Regions from separate parts of the Mus musculus genome. Here region 1 is linked to region 2. A link is a loop called in an ENCODE intact Hi-C map of the cell type or tissue named here. Cell type or tissue: gastrocnemius. All regions are shown on one strand.

What was found. A loop is a pair of places that touch in the nucleus more often than their neighbours do. Peaks named below come from ENCODE experiments on the same cell type or tissue, not always from the same donor. Only the 100,000 strongest peaks of a DNase experiment are listed, where the experiment ranks them.
Region 1: it touches region 2 in a loop (3-fold over the local background); 14 of 42 quality-filtered maps call a loop at or near these places.

What each region holds. Positions count from the first base shown.
Region 1 is chr4:132,410,624-132,413,123 of GRCm38, forward strand. Phactr4 (phosphatase and actin regulator 4) reads right to left here. Exons shown (of 13, transcript NM_001161797.1): 2 at 2,447-2,500. The coding sequence starts at 2,462. Among named protein-coding and RNA genes, the nearest start is that of Phactr4, 11 kb to the right of the region's middle. In gastrocnemius, CTCF peaks have their summits at 845 (motif pointing right) and 1,416 (motif pointing left); a DNase peak (open chromatin) is centred at 912; H3K4me3 peaks cover 500 bases; H3K27ac peaks cover 2,076 bases.
Region 2 is chr4:132,291,962-132,294,461 of GRCm38, forward strand. Taf12 (TATA-box binding protein associated factor 12) reads left to right here. Exons shown (of 6, transcript NM_025579.3): 6 at 666-1,368. The coding sequence ends at 701. Among named protein-coding and RNA genes, the nearest start is that of Rab42, 10 kb to the right of the region's middle. In gastrocnemius, a CTCF peak has its summit at 1,200 (motif pointing right); a DNase peak (open chromatin) is centred at 1,219.

The DNA of each region.
Region 1 (2,500 bases), 120 kb after region 2:
CACTACAATAATATTAATTTTTAAAAATAGTATTACCAGCCAGAAAGTAGTGGTGCACACATTTAGTCCCAATACTTAGGAGACAGAGGCAGTTGAATCTCTGAGTTCAAGGCCAACCTTGTCTACAAAGCAAGTTCTAGGACAGTGAAGGCTACACAAAGAAACTATGCCTGGGGATGGGGTTTAGAGGATATAGATCAATTCAGGGGGTACCTGCCTAGCATGCACAAGGACTGGGCTCAGTCCCTAGCATTGCATAAAACCAGTTGTGGCACACATCTGTAGCCCTCAAACTCATTTTAACTCACTTTATAGTAAGTTTAAGGCCAGCCAACTGGGTTGCATATGATCCTGTCTCAAACCTACTTTAAAAGGACCATCAAACCAAGCAGAGTGGTATTCTTGGCCATCCTGCTCTACACAGTGAGTCCCAGGCCGTCCAGGGATAGATACACAGTGAGATCCTGTCCCAAAAGTGGGTAGAGGGAGTTGGATCTAAATGGCTCAGTTGGTAAAGATACTGACTCCCAGAGTTTGATCCCCAGACCCCACTTGATAGAAGGAGAGACTCTTAAAAGTTGTCCTCTCACCTCTACACTGCTGTGCTAAACATACACACACAAAAATTATTAAAATAAATATGAAAAGACCCATAAGTTAAACATGAAATTCATTTACATGTCCTATACAACTTACAGGTAATTTTATATATTTGTTTTCAGATTGTGGTCCACCCCATTCTCACTCAGGCAGACAGAATTTTACAATTATTTTAGCATTCAAAGAATTTCAGACTTTGTAAAATACAGATTTTATTCTATGTGTACGAATCTTTTTCTGCATGTCTATGCACAATGTATACACAGTGTCCTCAGTCGCCAGAAGAGGGCACTGGAGCCCCTGGGACTGGAATCGCAGAGGGTCGAGTCACTGGGACTCACACTCAGGTCCTCTCTCTGGAAGAGCAGCCAGTGCTCTTAACCTCTGAGCCATCTCTCCAGCCCCATTACAGATTTGAGACTAGTGATGTCCAAACCCAACTGTACTGGAAACATTTGGTGTTACACACACTGTCCAGCCATGGCCATTCTTGTCTCACTTATCTCCCTGTGCTTTGTTCTCTTTTCCTCCCCTCCCTCCCTTCCTTCCCCCCTTCCTTCCGACTTCCCTGTTCTTGGAAAAGATCTCACACAATGTAGGTGTGGTCCTCTGACCCCTGGAGGATGGCCCCCTGCATGCATGTCCCTGTGCAGGGTCACGTCTCACTATCTGCAGCTTATTATATCAACACTATCTTTAGGAACAGTCACGGTGCTATGAAAATAAGTTCAGTCTCTCCAATCCTCAAAATAATTTCAAGAATAACCTGATGACATAACTAGGTCGATAAACAAGGTGCTGTCTGCCCTCTAGTGTTCAAACTAAAGATCTCCCAATGAGCTAGCTATACTTCTATAAAAACATGCTCAGCCACCTAGGCTCATTAAAATCAACAAAACAAACAAACAATCAAACAAACAAACAAGCGTATGTCATCTCAATTGAGGTAAAAAATGTAACCTGAACTTCCTGATTCTGGTTACCAGGTCAGAAAGCTCAGCCTCAGTCACATCAATGGCAACAGAGCAAGACAGAAGAAAATAAATTAATATCTCAAATACAATTCCTAAGGGCTGGGGACACAGCTTGTTTTACAATGCCTGCATATACACAGGAGGTATGTGCCTCTCCTAACCACGGAATCATCTTTTCAGTCCCTTACATCTAATTTGCAATATAGTAAATGTCAGCAAGCAGAAGCTCATTAGGACCCTTAATTATGTTAAAAGTATGAATGGAGTCCAGCACTGTCAAGCACTCAGGAGGCAATGGCAGAGGGATCTCTGAAAGTTCAAGACCAACCTGGTCTACATAGTGAGTTCCAGGCCAGCTGGAGCTACAATGAAATCCTGTCTCAAAAAAAGCAAAACAAATGGGGCTGGAGAGATGGCTCTGTGGTTAAAAGCACTGGCTGCTCTTCCAGAGGTCCTAAGTAGCTCACAAATGTCTGTACCTCCAGTTCCAGGGTCTCTGACACCCTCACACCAATGCACATAAAATAAAGATAAATAAGTTTATTAAAAAAACAACCAGCCAAACAAACAAACAAGAACACCAAACCCCTAGTGCTGGGTATGGTAGCAGAGGCAGGAGGATCTCTGTGAGTTTGAGGCAGACTGGTTTACATGAGCTCCAGGACAGCCAGGACTAGGTAGAGATCCGATCTCAAAAGCAAAAACTAAAAATAAAATAAAGGACAAAAGCTAACAGATGAGAGTATGAACGGATGCTGAGAGCACAAAGTCTGAGAGGCACTGTTCTACATCAGCATCCTGAGCGTGAGATAATGCACTCAACGCTGCAACAGGTAAGAGCAAGCATCCATAAAAAAGCAGGCCATACTCACCCGATGGGTCTTCCATGCCACTGCTAACCAGTGTAGGGAGAGAAGGAGTAGTTT
Region 2 (2,500 bases):
GGGGAGCCAGGACTGGAGCCTGTGTGCATCTCACAGGGAGTACAAGCAGCTGCCTCCTGGAGTGTCAGTCCCCTGTGCAGCCAACGTGACTGCACCAGAGGTCAGAGGAAGCTCTGTCATAGCTCCCCCAATGCTGCGCTGCTGCAAGCGCGCTTTGCATTTTCATTTAGAGCTCTTGATTCCAGATCTCCTGTGGGCACGCCCACCTGCTCTCATACTGAAACCCGGCCTGGAAAGTCACACACCACGCAGGTCAGAGGAAGAGGTGTGTCAGGCTTGTGCCGGGAGCTACCCAGGCTTTTCTGCCCAACACTCTGGGTTATGTGCCACGATAGCTGCTGTCCTCTGCCTTTCTTGACAGTGTGAGGATGTCATTTCTGATCAAGAACTAGTTGTCCTCATCCTTAGTCCAGTAAGGGCACTGGCCTCCCACTGACAAGCCTGGCCTCCTTGCTGTTGTGATTTCAACAGCTTCCCTGATGGGAAAAGCCAGCTGCACGTGAGCTCGGCAGGCATGGCTGAGTTCTCTTGGGCGTTAACCATCTCTCCGCCCTGTGTGCTGCTCCCTATAATATAGACTGTGCTACTTGCTAGTGGCTTTCTAGATGTGCCAGAAGGCTCCTGACTCTGGCCCCTGTTAACTGCTCATTTCTGTCTCCTTTCAGAGAATGGCACTGATCCGGAAAACAACCAAGAAATAACACAGGGAACGGTCAGGGAATGGACAACGTGTATTTGGAGATACTTGAGCTGAGACCTCAGCCATCTCATCCTTGGATTTTTTTTTAAATGCTTTACAGAGAAGCATATATTTTTTATTAACAGTGCAGCAATATCTATAATGACTGAGAAGATCTGCCAAAAGAATAAAGCCTCCTGCCCACCTTCTGGTCCCTTTTCCCTGCCGTCTCAAAGAGAAGCAGTGTATCTACCAGAGAAGATTTTGCCTGTGGTTTATTATAGAAGTGATTGGCTGTAGGAAGAGCATTTTGGTCGTGTTGGGTGAGACAGTGTTAGCAAGTTTGTAGAGGGTCTGTCTCCTCCTCCCCCCGTCCCTGTACTTTGTAATGTCAGTGTTTCTATGAATATGAACTTGATTTGCTTTTCCAGAATAAAGGAGTTATTAATTGAAGACACAGGGTGCATAGCTGAGAGCCTTTGAAATGCCAGGGTCCCAGCAAGGCTGGGAGCGCTGCAGTCAGCAGGTGGCAGTACAGGCAGTGATCCTGTTAGAGAAACCGGCAGGGATCTCCCACTGTTTTACTCCAAAGGAACAAGCCAGCAGTAGGAGTTGGAGCACTTTCTCTGCCACCAGACACAGTGACCTCTGCTAAGCCCCAAAATAAACAAGCATTCTAGTTTTGATAATGTTAGTGTCCATAGGACCTTTTTGTGTGTGTGTGTGTGTGCGTGTGTGTGTGTGTGTGTGTGTGTGTGTGTGTGTGTGTGTGTATGTGTGTGTGTTGAGGCAAGCTCTCTCGGGGTGTGTGTGTGTGTTTTGAGGCAAGCTCTCGGGGTGTGTGTGTGTGTGTGTGTTTTGAGGCAAGCTCTCGGGGTGTGTGTGTGTGTGTGTGTGTGTGTGTGTTGAGGCAAGCTCTCGGGGGGTGTGTGTGTTTTGAGGCAAGCTCTGGGGTAGGCCAGGCTGGCTTCAAACTCTTGGTATCTTGCTGAGACTATCCTTGAACTGACCCTCTCAGTGAGCTGAGACCACAGGTGTGCATCATCATGCCTGGCTTCTTAGAGCCCCTTTAGACCTCTCTGGATCTCCATAGAAGATTGTATTCATCCTTGTCCCTGAGGAAGGATGTGAATAGCTCTGGGGGAAGTCCTGTTGCTGGGATTCTGTCATCGGAGGAAAGCAGGGCCTCTCTCAACAGCAGGATGTTCTTCCCTGTCATCATCCTGACCCACGCCCAGCACAAGCCTTGTGGATTGTGAGGGACCATGGGCTTAGGGGAGGGTGGCTGCTCCTCCTAGGGGCCACAGCACAGCCACACCTACCTTTGGTCCCTGCTCTGGTCATCTTCCTCCTGAGGCTTGGTCGGAGACGTGACACAGTTCATAGATCTGAGGAGTTCAAAGGCCATGCTTCTGTTGCCGTTTTCTTGGCTGAGGTTTCAGCCTGGAGAGTCAGCAAGGGGACAACCAGCTTCTTCCCTGGTCACGCCTGACACTGAGCTTCTGGGTATGTGGCCTAGCGTCAGGAGGGCCTTAACTCTCCAGAACCTACAGCCACTGGAAGATGTTCTCAGAGGATGCTCTGTTGGTGACACCAGACAGCAGAGGGGTCCCACTGAGTCCGGATAGGAACAAGTAACTGATGCCAGCAGCCAAGATGGAATCTGGAATGACTCTTGAGTCCTCTTTTGAGGACCGAAAGGGACAGGGGAATTGGGGAAGTACAATGACAGAAGTGAGGGACTCATAAGACGTCAAATTATCATTCTTGATCAGCTGTGTGACAGGTAGGTGGCTTTCTCTGTCTCAGTCTTACTGTCTT